2 separate regions of the Homo sapiens genome follow, and region 2 is linked to region 1. Evidence: chromatin contacts called from ENCODE Hi-C or POLR2A ChIA-PET data. All regions are on one chromosome and are shown on one strand. The core of a region is the stretch at or near the end of the contact, and the rest is flanking DNA. Distances in the headings are between cores, read along the strand shown.

Region 1 (7,525 bases), core at 2,367-4,866:
AACAAAGCCCTTGTGAGCGAGCGGCGAGACCTCTCTGGGTTTTCACAATCGATAAAGCTGGGCTTGGCAGGAACCTTCTTGGGGAACTCACGTGAGAACAGGAGGTCATATCTCAAGAGAGCCAACCTCTCTTGAAAATGACAGCCAGTTTTTCTTTTAGAATCTGTAGAATCTCTTTCCCCCTTTTTCTCAACTCTATAGGCTGCTGCCAGCTCCCTTCATCTAAAGAAGTGTTTCTGTATCTTTTTTCATTATTGCCCCACAAGAAGGCTTTTAAGATTTTTTTCCCTAATAGCCTCCCCAGCAAAATCTTAACATCACAGATGCACTGTATGTCTGCTCATGTACTGTATGTATAATTGTGTCTTATGCATAAAAGGAGTAAAATTCCTTCCACCCTCCCGAGAACCAATTTTCTCCCACTTCAGGGCAATATCATACTCATTGAGAATCCATGATCTGAGGTAACCATAAGATTTAATCTCCAAAAGGGATACCTCTAAAGAACAGAGGGCATTACGAATATTTATAACGGGGAAACAGGTTACCAGGAACCTCATACCAATGGCTCCCCCACTCTTTACCAACAGCAGCTGTGGGGACAGGAGTTTGTGGAAAGTATAGCAGCCGGGTCTGGCTCTTGGATTTTAATGTGGCTGGTGGGAACAGGCTACATATTTCTAATTAGAACTCCCCCAGTAGCCTGGCTCTGGGGAACTTGCCCTCACTTGCTCTTAGGTCGCAGGGAATCATGACCAGGGAAGACGACTCCAGGCCCTTGGGGTCCGGGTACACGGTGTGTTGCCCTCACCCTAAGGTAGAAGGCTGGGTTCTCAATGGACCTGTCCTTGGAGTTTTTGAGCCCCCAAGCAGGCATGGGAATCCCAGTTTTCTTCCTGTCCCATCCACCTCCTTGGGTTAACGAATGAGTCAAGTTGTCACAAAAAGAAAGCTCCGGAATGTCACATGGAAAAATGAAGACATCTGGCCATAGCGTCTCTACCATCCCTCATACTTCCCACTGTCTGATTTTATGACAATTTCTGCTCCTTGCCCGTTTCCACCTTTACTTGTCATTAAGGAGACTGACAACACCAATGACAAAAAAATCAGTCTGTGATTAGAAATGAGTGAATCAGAAAAAGGATCACACTTCTTAGGCAATTTGCATAGGTGGTGAGTGAACATTCACAGACCTTTGATGATTCGCTGATCTTGTATGGCCGAGACACTCGCGTCTGCCTGCTTCCCTCCATCATTAAAGAGATTTCAGCCCTAGGAGAAGAACAGGATTTCTGAGCATGCAGTCATAACTCTAGGTCATTCATTAATTTCAGGCCCTGCTAGCAGATACCAAGGATGACAGTGAAAACAGTCACACGGAAGAAGGAGGGAGGGAGGACCGTGCACTACAAAGAACTCTTTTACACCGAGTTGAGAAATCATCGGGTTGTTAGAATTGGACAGAACATTTAACTCCCATTCCTTTATCATCTAAAATCTGATATCATGTCATTTGGTTCACTTCCTACAAATAATTACCTTTTGGCTACATCAAGGTTATAATGATAAGTTATCATTTCGGAGCCCAGACTACAGCCCTCGAACCAAGCTAAGTGACTTAAGTGTGCCATCTCATTTAACCCCCACAAAGATTATACTTGGCCAGGCTGATATCACTTATTTCATTTCACAGATGAGGATATTGATCTCATGGTCACAAAGCTAGTAAACGGCCGAGAATCACGCCTCGGTCTGTCCAGCTTCAAAACCTGGATCCATCACCATGACACGCTGCTGAATGAGGCCCGGGTTCGAGAGTATCACACTTTAAAAATATCATGATGCAGATGAGGATGTGGTACAGTGATGACTACCATGTACACAGTACATTCTAGACACACACTGTCCCCAAGTGCTTCTCTGCATCTTCACTTAGTCCCCACTGCAACCCCATGAGGCCAGCACTGTGACTGGAGGATGCTGAGAGCAGTGAGGTGAAATAAGCTGCCCGGCGTCACACAGCTGGGAACTGGCAGAATTGGGATTCCAGCTCAGGGAAGCGCCCATGCTCTTAACTCTTAGGCTACACTGCCTGGCTCTTGGGTGGGGGATCACTGCAGACAGAGTTAAGCTTTGGTGTGTGGGGGGCGGGGGAGGCAGGGGGAGGGGCAGGTGCTTCAAAGATGGAAGGGAACACAGAGAAGGGACTTTGCCAACTAATATTAGCACAAGTCACATACTGAGACGAAGGTTTTAAAGAGGATTTTTTTCCCCCGCTATTTGAGTTCATGAGAAGAGTTTGTTACCTATTGAACAAATAGTCTTCACTAATAAAGAACAATGTGACAAGAAGTCAGCACTGTTCTTAGATAACTGGGGACACAGGGAGGGCACTCCAGTGTTCCCATGGAAGGAATGAATTCGGGCACAGTCCGTCCCGTGCAACTCCCCTAGGGAGAGAAGGGGCAACTGGATTCCTCTCGACAAACTAGAAACTTTGTGACAATGACAAGCTGTTCCCACCCCGGCCCTCCCCTAGGATGCTGGAGAGCCCAGAGAGGGAAGAGAAGAAACCCAGCGTTGGTGCGGTGCCCACCGCGGACTCGACTTCATTCCACCTTCACGCTGAGAGGTGACACCGTCGTTCCCACAGTGAGACCTGGCGCTCGGGTGCCCCAGGGGGGGTTGCCCAAGGTCACAGAACAGCAAGCAGCAGGTGCCCTCTCTCTCCACCGCCCCAGGCAGCCTGCCCAGAATCAACCAGGCCTTCTAACGCTCAACGCTTTATTTTCTAGGCCAAGATACCTAGAGAGAGTTCGCGGGGCCGGAGGCTCCCTGCTGTCTCCTGCAAGTGCGTGGGGGTGGGGTCTGATTTCCACCCGTGTTGGACGTCAGCGGCCTCCGACGCTTTTTGGAAGCAGGTGAAGGGTCAAGGCCACCCCCAAGCACAGTGACAATCCCAGGTCACTGGAAAAGGTCTTCCAGTAAACATGGGACCGCAGGCCCCGTCCGGCCGGGGGTTTCCCAGAGCGCCTCCTCCCCAAGCTCCCTCCCGACCTCAGCGTTGGAGAAAGCGACGCTGCTGACACCGGCTCGCCGGCGGGGTCTCCGGGGACGCCGCTGTCGTTCGCTCGGACCCCGCAGCCCAGGCGGAACTCAGCGCAACGGCCGCCCAGCAGGCTCCAGCCGGCGGCGAGGAGGCGGAGTCGGGACGGCCCGGGGCGGGGGCCACTCACCTGCCACGCGCGGGGCGGTCCGCACAGGCCGCACCTGTGTCACCTGCGGGGGCGGCGGCCCCTCCCCCGGCCGCGGCGCCCCCACTCGCCCACCCGCCCGCCCCGGCACCAAGGGGCGCAGGGGGGTCGCGGCTCGCGGTGGCCGGGGACCCTCCCGATCTCCGCCAGCTCCCCGCCCCGGCCGGGCGCGGCTTCCTGGCGGTCCCGGGCTGGAGGGTGGGCGCGCGCGGAGGCCCACCTGGCAGGACGCGCTACGGACGCGGCGGGGACAGCCCCGGCGGCGGGGCCGGGCGGTCGGGGCGGCGGGGCCCGGGTTCAGGAGACCCCCGGCCAGCCCGCTGCGCAGCCATGGCTCCGCCAGGAAGTGCGAGGCCGAGGGCGGAGGCGGCGCGCGCGGCCAATGGCGGCGGCCGCGGGGAGGCGGGGCCGGGCGGCGCGGGGCGGGGCCTGCGGCTGAGGGCGGGACGCGGGGGCCGTGGGGTGAGCTCGCAGGGTGGACGCCCCCCTCGTCCGCGCCCCGGGGATCCCCGGTGTCCACCCCACCACGACGCCCGACTCCGTCCCTTCAAAGGCAGGCCCCAGCCCCGCCGCGCGAAATGCTCCCTGGTGCCACCCACCGTCACGGACGCAGGGCCACGGCGGGGACCAGACACGCAGGGTCCCGGGCCTCGAGGCACCGACGCGTGCGCTGGGAGCTCTTTGCTGGCCCAGAGTCGCCGGGACGGGCACCGCGCCTCTCGCCTCCTTCCGGGCTGAGCGGGAGCGTCCCTGCGGCCACCCTGCGGCGAGGCCTTTGCTGACCGCTCTGCTCGAAGTCACAGCCCCTCTCTCTGCACCCAACTTCCAACCCCATGCTTCACTTGAGCTCTTATCAGCGTCTAATATTCCAAATAATGTACTAGTTTATTCGGTTTATTGTCTCTCCTCCCTACCAGAAGCCCTCCAGGGCAGGGTTTACTGTTAGTTCTATTCCTGACTGGGTCGTCGCCAAGACTGGCACACAGTAGGTGCTCAGTAAATGTGTATGGAATGAATGAATGTAACCTTCATCGATCCATCTATCAATTGTCACACTTCGCTCATGCTACAGCGGGATGAACCTTGGAGATGTAATACTTAGTGAAAGAAGCCAGACACAAAAGACCACACACTGTATGATTCCGTGTATGTGAAATGTCCGGAACAAGCCAATCCATAGAGACAGAAAGTAGATGAGTGGTTGCCAGGGGCGGGGAGTTGCTGGAGTGGGAAATGGCTGCTGAAGGATCAGCGATTTCTTTTGTGTAGTGCTCACTACAGCCTCCACCTCCCAGGCTCAAGTGATCCTCCTGCCTCAGTCTTTCATGCAGCTGAGACCACAGGTGCCGGCTGCCACACCTGGCTATTTTTTTTTCTTTGATTTTTATAGAGACAGGGTTTCAGTTTGTTGTCCAAGCTGGTCTTGAACCCCTGGGCTCAAGCGATCCTCGTGCCTCGGTATCCCAAAGTGCTGGGATGACATGTGTGAGCCAGCACACCCAGCCCACTTACAGGATCTTTATTTTTTAATTATTTATTTATTTATTTTATTTATTTATTTATTTATTTTTTTTCTTTTTTTTTTTGAGACGGAGTCTCGCTCTGTCGCCCAGGCTGGAGTGCAGTGGCGGGATCTCGGCTCACTGCAAGCTCCGCCTCCCGGGTTCACGCCATTCTCCTGCCTCAGCCTCCCAAGTAGCTGGGACTACAGGCGTCCACCACCTCGCCCGGCTAATTTTTTGTATTTTTAGTAGAGACGGGGTTTCACCGTGTTAGCCGGGATGGTTATTTATTTTTTTGAGACAGAGTCTTTCTGTCACCCCGGCTAGAGTGCAACGGCTCAATCTCAACTCACTGAAATCTCCACTTCCTGGATTCAAGCGATTCTCCTGCCTCAGCCTCCTGAGTAGCTGGGATTACAGGCGCCCACCACCACGCCTGGCTAATTTTTGTATTTTTAGTAGAGATGGGGTTCACCATATTGGCCAGGATGGTCTCAAACTGCTGACCTCGGGTGATCTGCCTGCCTCAGGCTCCCAAAGTGCTGGGATTACAGGTGTGAGCCAAGGATCTTTAAATGATGTTCTCACTGACTGGATTGCTGTCCCCCATCTCTCTCTCTCTCTCTCCCCTTTTCTTTGGGGACTGTACACATTCACCCTGCCAAGCCTTACTTGCCTGTCTTTGACCCTTCCTGGACCTGTCCCTACCCCAGACAAAGCTAATCCTCCTGTTATTCTGTCTCCATACCGACATGTGGATGGATCTCTGTTCTGACATGAATTCATGCACTGCCTCTCATTCATCCAACAGACTTTTCAGGAACACCTGCTGTGTGGCCGGCACTGTAGTAGGTGCCAGGGATACAAAGAAGAAACTTTCAGGGCTCTTAGGAAGACAGGAAAACAAGTCAATCAGCAATGGTCCTAGCGTGGTGAGTACTGTGTTGGGGCAATACACGGAGCACCAAGAGTTGGACATATTCTTTTTTACAGCTAGAGTTAAAGATTCTCTTGATAAATAGATATAGGTAGATAAATAGATACATGCCCCTCTATATATGGGTATCTATCATATCTATTTATCTGTCTAACAAGAGATTTAGCTGTAGATATTTTAAGAGCCTATAACTCTTATATAGATAAATGGATACATGCACCTCTATATATGGGTATCTATGCTATCTATCTATCTATCTATCTATTTATCTAACAAGAGATTTCGCTGTAGAGCCTATAACTCAGCATGAACATCGGCCTTCCGGGTGTTGTGTTCATCATGAATGAGAAGACGTGCAACCTGGTGTATGGGGGCCGGAGTAAGGGCCTAAGACAAGCTCATCCACACATGACCTTGACATGAAAACGGTGTGGACTCGGCTAACTTGGCTTCACCCTGCGTTCCCCAACAGCACTTTGTGAACCACTCTCTCAGTCTTTTTCTTTCAGTAACGTTTTGTGTCCTCCCAAATTATAAAAGTAATGCATGCTTTACTCAGCTACTCTCAATACAGAAAAGTTCAAAACAAAAAACCAAACAGCCATGTGTAGTGGCTCATGCCGGTAATTCCAGCACTTTGGGAGGAAAAAGGATCACTTGAGCTCAGGAGTTCGAGACCATCCTGGGCAACATAGCAAGACTCTCGTCTGTACAAAAAAAAATTAAACATCAGCCAGTCATGGCTGCATGCATTTGTAGTCCCAGCTACTTGGGAGGCTAAGGTGGGAGGATTGCTTGAGCCCACGAGGTCGAGGTTGCAGTGAGCTGTGGTTGTGCCACTGTACTCCAGCCTGGGTAACAGAGCAAGACCTTGTCTCAAAAACAAAACAAAATAAAACAAACACTCATTTCTACATCATTCAAAAAAATTGGTTCATATTGTTCTCTCAACATTTTCCTCTTACACAATTTCTTTGCCATAATGATAATTCCAGTTTTCTAAGCACTAGGCAGTGCTGTAAGCCCTCTGCATGTATTAACTCATTTGATACTATCTCTGTACCCTGGGATGTGGATCTCCATCCTTACATGAATTCATGCACTCCCTCCTTCGTTCATTCAGCAGACTTTTCAGGAACACCTGCTGTAAGCCTGGCACTGTGGTAGGTGCCAGGGATATAAAGAAGAAAATTTCAGGGGTTTTAGGAAGACAGCCAAACAAGTCAATCAGCCATGACCCTATCATGGTGAGTTAATACCTTGATCCTTTGAGGAAGGTATCATTACTTTCCCTGTTTGCAGATGGGGAAGCTGAGTCCTGGAGAAGTTAAATCCCTTGCTCAAGGTCCCAGAACTCGTAAGGAGCAGAGCTGGGCTTTGAACCCAGGGAGTCTGCCTCCAGTGTCTGCAGCCCTAGCCTTGGCCACTGCCCAACAGTACCTCAGTGCACTGATGACAGTGATGTGTGCTCAGTGCAGACAGTTGGAAAACAGGCCCAGAAGAGGAAAACATAACCCACCTGAGGAGAACAGCTATTGGCATTTAAGGATAAACCAGCTCAATATTTTTCTCCTGCATATATTCCCTGCACGCCTATGCAAATGAGATCCTATGGTGCACACTCCTTGGTAGCTGACTTTTTCCCCATTTTGCAAATGTCATGAGTTTTTCACATGTCAGTAAGTCCTCGTTGATGACATGATGTTTAATGGCTGTGCCTGATCCTTCAGTATGGATTGTGCCCTTGACCTCCCCCCATTGTTGGGCATCCAGCTGGTGTCTCTATTATGAATCATGCCGTGGTGAACATCCTTGCTCACACATCCATA
Region 2 (7,525 bases), core at 3,250-5,749, 63 kb after region 1:
TGAGCAAGAGGTCCAAGTTTGCCCTCATCACGTGGATCGGTGAGAACGTCAGCGGGCTGCAGCGCGCCAAAACCGGGACGGACAAGACCCTGGTGAAGGAGGTCGTACAGGTACTGAGTTCCTCCAGAGTCTGGAGGTCAAAGCTCGCCAAGGGTCACCATCCTGCAAGGAGGGAGAGGGCTGGGTTCGACTCCTGGGTCTGTAGCTTAGCTGTGACTTGGGACAAGCCATGCTATGTCTCTGCACCAGTAAAGCCATTGGTGAAATGTCACCAGAATTGTTTCAGGATGCTGGCTAGGAGGAGTTAACTGTGTTTACGATCCCACCTATCCCATAACAGAAGCTTGGCAGCTGGGTGCCTGCCTCCGTGGGTGGGGCAGGTTGCTTGCTTCTAGAGACGGGAACTGGTGGGGGGACCAGAATAGCGGCCACTACCCTGTGGTGTCCTGGCTGACTGTCGGCGGTGGTCGCAAGGATCCCGTGGGAGAATTCATTTGTACCCTCTCTGAACAGTGCCTACTTTAAGTCTTTTCCATTCTGGCCATTAAAGAAAATGGACATTTGCAATGTCAGAAACTTCCAAGGTTGTTCACTTGGGGTACGGGTAACACGGTCATGTTGAGAAAAGAAAATCTGAACTCCAAAAGGTAACCCCGGGGTAGGGTAGATGAGGGAGAGAGGTCTTTCCCTACTAAAGGGATCTCCATTTCGCAAAAGGATTTCTCACAACCCATGAAGTAGGGAATCTCTCCCTCTTACTGCGCCTTTAAACTGTTGTTCAGGTGACCAGAAACAGTGTGTTACACGTCCCTTCAGCAGCTTGTCTGTTACAGAGGGCGGGGGGTACCACTGCCCATCCTCCACCATGCACATTATTTTAAAGATTCAAAGCAATGTAATTGGTCCATGATAAAACAAACGTTTAAAAACAATAGACTCAGCTGGGTGCGGTGGCTCACGCCTGTAAATCACAGCACTTTGGAAGGCTGAGGTGGGAGGATTGCTTGGCTAAGGAGTCTGAGACCAACCTGGGCAACATAGTGAGACCCCATCTCTACAAAACATAACAAAATAAAATGAGCCAGGCATGGTGGCACATGGCTGTAGTCCCAGCTACTTGGGAGGCTGAGGCGGGAGGTTCGCTGGAAACCAGGAGGTCAAGGGTGCAGTGAGCCATGATCGCACCACTGCACTCCAGCCTGGGCAACAGAGCGAATTCCTGTCTCAAAATAAATAAAAAACAAATAAAAAATAATAGTCTAATGATGGAAGTGGGTGATAGCTAAAGACACAGGGTTTCTTTTTGAGGTCATGAAAATGCTTTAAAATTGACTATCATGGTGGTTGCACATATCTGTGAATATACCAGAAATCACCAAATTGTCAAAAACAAAAACGGGCTGAGCACAGTGACTCACACCTGTCATCTCAGCACTTTGGGAGGCTAAGGTGGGAGGATTGCTTGTGTCCAAGAGTTCAAGACCAGCCTGGGCAACATAGTATTAATAATACTCCATCTGTACAAAAGAATAAAAAATTAGCCCTGTGTGGTGGTGCATACCGGTAGTCCCAGCTACTTGGGAGGCTGAGGTGGGAGGATGGCTTGAGCCTAGGAGGGCGAGGCTGCAGTGAGCCAAGATCTCGCCACTGCACTCAGACTGAGTGAGTGTAGTCAGACTGAGTGAGACCCTGTTGCAAAAAGAAAAACAAACAAAAAAATAGGCTATCTGCAATGTGCTATCTTGAATTGGACCTTAGAACAGAAAAGCTGTTGAAATATAAATAAAGTCGGGAGTTTAATTAATTGTAATGTACCAATGTTGACGTTTTCACTGTGACAAATGTACCACAGTAATGTAAGATGTTAACAGTAGTGAAATATGTATGTGTGTGTTAAGAGGAAGGTAATATGGAAACTCGGTGCTACCTCTTGCAACTTTTCTGTAACTCCAAAGCTCTTCTAAAATAAATTATTATTATTATTATTATTATTTTTAAGAGAGACAGGATCTCACTATATTGCCCAGGCTGGCCTCGAATTCCTGGACTCAAGCATTCCTACACCTCAGCCTCCGAAAGTGCTTGGATTATAGGCCACCACGCCCAGCCCCTAATAAAACTTTTATTTAAAAAATAACAATATGGCCAGGTGTCATGGCTCCCTCCTGTAATCCTAGCACTTTGGGAGGCCAAGGCAGGCGGATCACGTAAGGTCAGGAGTTTGAGACCAGCCTGGCCAACATGGCAAAACTCTGTCTCTGCTAAAAATACAGAAATTAGCCGGGTGTGGTGGTGGGCACCTGTAATCCCACCTACTCAGGAGGCTGAGACAGGAGAATCTCTTGAAACCAGGAGGCGGAAGTTGCAGTGAGCCAAGATCTAGCCTTTTTTGGAGCGAGTCTCCAAAAAAATAAATAAAATAAATAAATAAATAAATAAATAATGATAGGACATAATAGAGTCCTGTGGTCCCCCTGTCAGTTCCCGCTTTTGGACGTCCCTCCTGGCCACTCTCTGGACGGGCTCGCCTCCTGCCTTTCGGCTTTGCTGTGGTCCCAGCCTATAGGTCACACTCTCATCTGCAGCTGCTTTTTTTAAGGTTAATGTAATTTCATAAATGATATGGATGCACCACCTTTGTAATTCATGGTTTTCTGGTAGCAGAGTGTCCTGGTTCACAAGTGTACCGTCATGTACTAAATGTTCCCCTGTTCTTGGCCTCTTAAGTTGCTTCCAATTTTTATTTTTATAAAGAATGTTCCAACCAACATTTTAATACATGCAGCTCCTTTCTGTCTTCTGTTGAGTTATTCTTTTAGAAAACAATCTCGGGAGGTGGGGTTCCGGAGTTAAGAGGCGAGATAATCATTTTTAAAAGGTATGGGCATCAGATTGGCTTTGAGCAGTGCTAGCACTGTGCCTGGGACCGAGGAAATGCTGACAAAGGCCATTTGTTTCACATGTAGTCAGCGTTCCTGGTTGACACTGCTGTCTGCACCCTGTCTGGCCTGGGAGCCCTTGTTTTGGAAAACCACTTATTCAACCCTACAGGCTGTTTTTCTCCAGGCCAGTTGGGTTTTAATGGTTAACCAGCTTCCAGGGGTCTTCCGAGTGGCAGCAGGATGGAAAATGAAAAAGAAGTCCTGTTCTGTGGCCAAAGGTCTCCTGCTGAATTCCGCCCGCCGTGCTTGGCCCACTCCTGGACGTCGCCGGGAGGAAAGGGAGCAGAGGGAGGGGGCTCGCCAGGATGTGTACACGGGGCACCACATTGCAGATCTTGCAATTCTCTTTTGTCTTCCTATTTAAAAAACTGTGGTAAAATACAGGCCAGGCGTGGTGGCTCATGCCTGTAATCCTAGCACCTTGGGAGACCAAGGCAGCCGGTCACCTGAGGTCAGGAGTTCGAGACCAGCCTGGCGAACATGCCAACACAAACCCCGTCTCTACTAAAAATACCAAAAAAGTAGCCAGGCATGGTGGCACGTGGCCTGTAGTCCCAGCTACTCGGGAGGCTGAGGCAGGAGAATTGCTTGAACCCAGGAGATCAACTCAGGAGACTGAGCCGAGATTGCAGCAAGACTCTGTCTAAAATAAATTAAATAAATAATAAAAAATTGTAAAATACAATAACATAAAGTTTACCATTGTAGCCATTTTAAAGTACAATTCAGCTACATTAAACAGAGTTCCAATGTTGTGTAGCCATCACTGCTGTCTAGTTCCAGAACTTTCTCATCACCCCCAAAGGAAACCTCATACCCACTAAGGCAGTCTGCAGAGTTTCTTTCCTCTCTAGAACTCTTTTCAGTTTGGGTAGGTGCGCCGGTGACTGAGGGGGATTGGAGGAAATTAATTCCCTGCTGGGAACCTTTAGGTGGGAGTAGTGGTGATAATTCTTACGTTTGCAAGCTCAAGTAAGTTGAAGCACAAAGAGGAATTGCTTGGCTCTTGGTAGTGGGAAGTGCAGGGGTTTCGGCTTTAGGTGTGGCTAGATCGAGGGCTCATGCAGTATTTTCATCTCATCTCTCAGTTCTGTTTTTCTCTGGGGTTGGCGTCAGGCAGCCTCTGCACAGCCAAAGAAACGGTCCATGCTATGGTGGTCCCTCTGGGTCAGGATCCCAGAAGAGAGAGGCCTCTTTCCTCAGTGTCCGTCAATCTCTTAAGAGGACCCTGATTGGCCCAGCTTGGGTCACGTGCACACGCCTTTGGGCAGGGAGGCGGGGTTTCATGATTGGCAGCTCCAGCGTGATCCCAGTTGTTAGAGAAAGGGATGCTGGTGAATGAAGAAGCGCAGATGTGCATTGCAGTGGGGGAGCTGGAATACTGGCCTGAACTACAGGTGCAGGCTCATATTTTGACCATTATCATTTGCATTTTCCACCTCTCCACTTACGAATGTTAATTATCTGAAGCTGCTACAAGACCTTACATTTATACTGCAGTTGCAAATATAGCCATTTAGGTGACAAAGGGTCCATTCTGCTGGTATAATGCTGTCTTTCCACGGCCGCTAAAACCATGCAGAGACTGGCATGCCTATCAACTTCCCCTCTGCTTCACGGGGATTCAGAGCGGATGTTCTCTAAGGGACCTTCCAGATGGGCCCATTCCGGGTGCCATGTCTTGGGGACCAGGTCACTTCCCCAGCTGCACTTTTTGCCATCATTTCCATATGAAGAAGAAGTAGATTGGCTTTTAGTTTAAGATTACTGTATTAATAAACCCTTGACTTTTTGACAGTAATAAAGTAATGCACATGCATTCTTGTGCTTTGTGTGAAACGTGGAGGGTGTAAATTAATTGCACGGTCATTGATGTGGAGGAACTTGAATCCAGGGGGGCGATTTTTTTTTTTTTTTTTGGAGACAATCTCACTCTGTCACCCAGTCTGGAGTACAGTGGCACAATCTCAGCTCACTGCAGCCTCTGCCTCCCATGCTTAAGCAATTCTGGTGCTTCAGCCTCTCGAGAAGCTGGGGATTACAGGTGTGTGTCACCACACCCAGCTAATTTTAGTGGAGGGATCTGTATGTCACTAACCACCTGCCTGACCATGGGCAAGTCTCTCCCTCCCTGGGCCTCAGTGTCCTCATTTGTAAAATGAAGAATGGGATGAGTTGACTTGCTGTGTCATATTCTATTTTGGCGTATTCTGGAAATTTTTCTTTTCTTTTGTTTTAATGGAGTAATTTGTTTATGAAGGCATTTTACCTTTAAATGAACCTTATTTTACTTTGCCAAGGGGGAAGGTGTAGTACGGTGGACTTTGGAGCCAGATGGCGTGGGTTCAAATTTCAGCTCCATCACTTACTGTGTGGCCTTGGGCACATGGCTTACCCTCTCTGGGCTCAGTCACCTGATGTATAAAGTAAGGGCAATATAGTGCCTGCCTTGTAGGGTTGTGGTGGGGATTAAATGAGCAAATATAGGGAAAGTGCTTAGAACAATGTCTTAATTTCTGGGACCCGGAAGTAGTAGCTGTTATTTCCAGTTTTCTGTTTAGACAACACCGTGATGCACAGTTCACGCAAGAAATGTTTCTACACTGTAGATTATTTCCTTAGGAGATGCTAGATACAGATGCTCAGCTCCAGGACACAGGGCGTGAATCTTGTTGTTCACGGATATTGCCAGCCGTCAGCCACACAGGAAGGGTCTGGCCTCACCCACACTTGCCAGCGCTGACCTCAAAAAGCTCATACTTCACCTGTGGCCGGCACACAGGTGCATCAGCATATGGGGAAACTGAGGCCCACAGCAGTGCTAGGACCTGCCCTAAACTCACAGTTAATGAGTGATAGAGCTGGGGCTAGAGCCTGGAAGAATTAGGAGTGAAGTTCAACTCTGATCCTCTTTAATCTGTATTCAGAGCCTGAGAAACTGAGAGGCGTCTGTGGCTGGGGGAAAACAAGACAAAACAAGACAAATGCCAGCAAGGCCACGGGGCAGCAGGGGCTGCCAGGCAAGCTGGGCAGGGCGATTGCGATGCCCAGACTCCAGTCCGGGGAATGCGCTGAACGCACAGCACGCACGGCTGGCTGGCCACAGCTGTTGTCTGCCACACAGAAGTACCCGGCTGGTGCCCAGGACAGAACCTCGCTCCTATCGTTCTCGTGTCTCTGCAGGATTGTGGGGACAATGCAGTGACCGCTGGTAGTGACCTGCGATGTGCCAGGGCCAGGCTCTCTTGATTTAGAGCCATGCTTGGTCAGTGCTGCATCATGCTTGTCTTGCAGGATGGGTTCATTCACCTGATCCTTTTATTGATTCTTTAACATAATATGAACGTTCACGGAGCCAGGAATCCAGAAGGCATGCAGCTCAGCTTTCAGGAACAGAGGACAACAGAGGCTGCTGCCTCCAAGGAGAAGTGGAGGTGGGAAGGATGGACGTGCCAGGGATGGTGTGAACTAGCCAATTGGAGTCTATTCTGATAGCTTCTGAGCCCCAGGACTAACCAGGCTTAGTGGCGCACACCTGTAATCCCAACATTTTGGGAGACCAAGGCAGGAGGATTGCTTGAGCCCAGGAGTTGGAGACCAGCCTGGTCAACATAGTGGGACCTCGTCTCTACTAAAAACAAAAAAAAATTAGCTGGGGCATGGTGTCGCATGCCTGTTGTCCCAGCTACTCAGGAGTCTGAGGTGGGAGGATCGCTTGAGCCCAGGAGTTGGAGGCTGCATGAGCTGTGCTCGTGTCATTGCATTCCAGCCTGGGTGACAGAGGAAAACCCTGTCTCAAAAATAAGTAAATAAATAAATAAAAATAAACCCCAGGGGCAGGATCGGCTTCATTTCTGGGACCAGATTTAGCCACCCCTCCCCTCTGAGGGCCTCTTTTGGGTACCAATGTGGCAATAATATGAATAACAATAGTTTTATTGTGGCCCTACTATGTGCCTGACACTCTGTGAAGGACTTTCCGTGTATTAAATCATTTGTCCTTCACGAGGCCAGGTCTGCCACTTGCCCTGTTTTATAGATGAGGAGCTTGGGATCCGAAGAAGCTGAGTAACTTGCTCAAGGTCCGGGTGCTTGGACATGGCAAAGCTATGCCTGGAATCCAGGCTGTGGGCTCAGAGCCCCGACACGGCCACTTCACCACACTGCACATTTCCCAAGGCTTCTGGCACCAGGGAAGAGGTTCGAAGGCCGCAAGCAGGGCTGGATGCTCCTTTTGTAGACTCGTGTTGCACATGAAATTAGTTTTTAAATTTCCTGATTCTCGATCTTCCTTGATGGTGGAAGCTTTAAACTGGAACGTGAACTTTTTTGCTCTGTGCTTACTTTAAAAAAGTGCTGCTGTGTGAAATGGAGAAAGTTACGGCGTGTAGGGGAGTGAGACTCAAGTTGATATTCTGGCGCCATCAGCTCACAGGTGTAGGACTTTGGGCAGGTATTTATCACTAGAATTTCTGTGTTTTCACTTAGGAAAAAGAGAATGTAAAATTTCACAGAGTGGTTGGAATGATTAAAGAAAAGCAGTAGGTGTGAAAAGGGCTTCTCCATTTTGATGCCTGGTGAAC

What was found. A loop is a pair of places that touch in the nucleus more often than their neighbours do. ChIA-PET counts read pairs that join two places held with the same protein, here RNA polymerase II (POLR2A). Pooled maps may share reads with other maps.
Region 2: a pooled map shows a loop between it and region 1 (2.6-fold over the local background). The contact joins the enhancer-like site here to the promoter of KLHL36 in region 1. A Hi-C loop is called at or near these places in 4 of 37 single-sample maps with no recorded cell type and 5 of 50 pooled maps. POLR2A ChIA-PET finds 5 or more read pairs at or near these places in 13 of 52 experiments (CD4-positive, alpha-beta T cell, CD4-positive, alpha-beta memory T cell, HEK293T and 9 more).

What each region holds. Positions count from the first base shown.
Region 1 is chr16:84,644,602-84,652,126 of GRCh38, reverse strand. KLHL36 (kelch like family member 36) reads right to left here and starts at 3,616. Exons shown (of 5, transcript NM_024731.4): 1 at 3,478-3,616; 2 at 1,197-1,275. The coding sequence starts at 1,259. LOC105371376 (a long non-coding RNA gene) reads left to right here and starts at 2,548. Exons shown (of 4, transcript XR_933817.2): 1 at 2,548-2,635; 2 at 2,799-2,924; 3 at 5,571-5,691. RefSeq lists silencers at 3,043-3,322, 3,533-3,722, 3,783-3,952.
Region 2 is chr16:84,582,690-84,590,214 of GRCh38, reverse strand. It overlaps COTL1 (coactosin like F-actin binding protein 1), which reads left to right. Exons shown (of 4, transcript NM_021149.5): 3 at 1-110. Among named protein-coding and RNA genes, the nearest start is that of COTL1, 32 kb to the left of the region's middle. RefSeq lists enhancers at 3,978-4,027, 6,012-6,517. Within about 2 kb of position 4,499, at least 4 of the 41 ENCODE cell types and tissues checked have a DNase peak (open chromatin) inside an H3K27ac peak, as active enhancers do.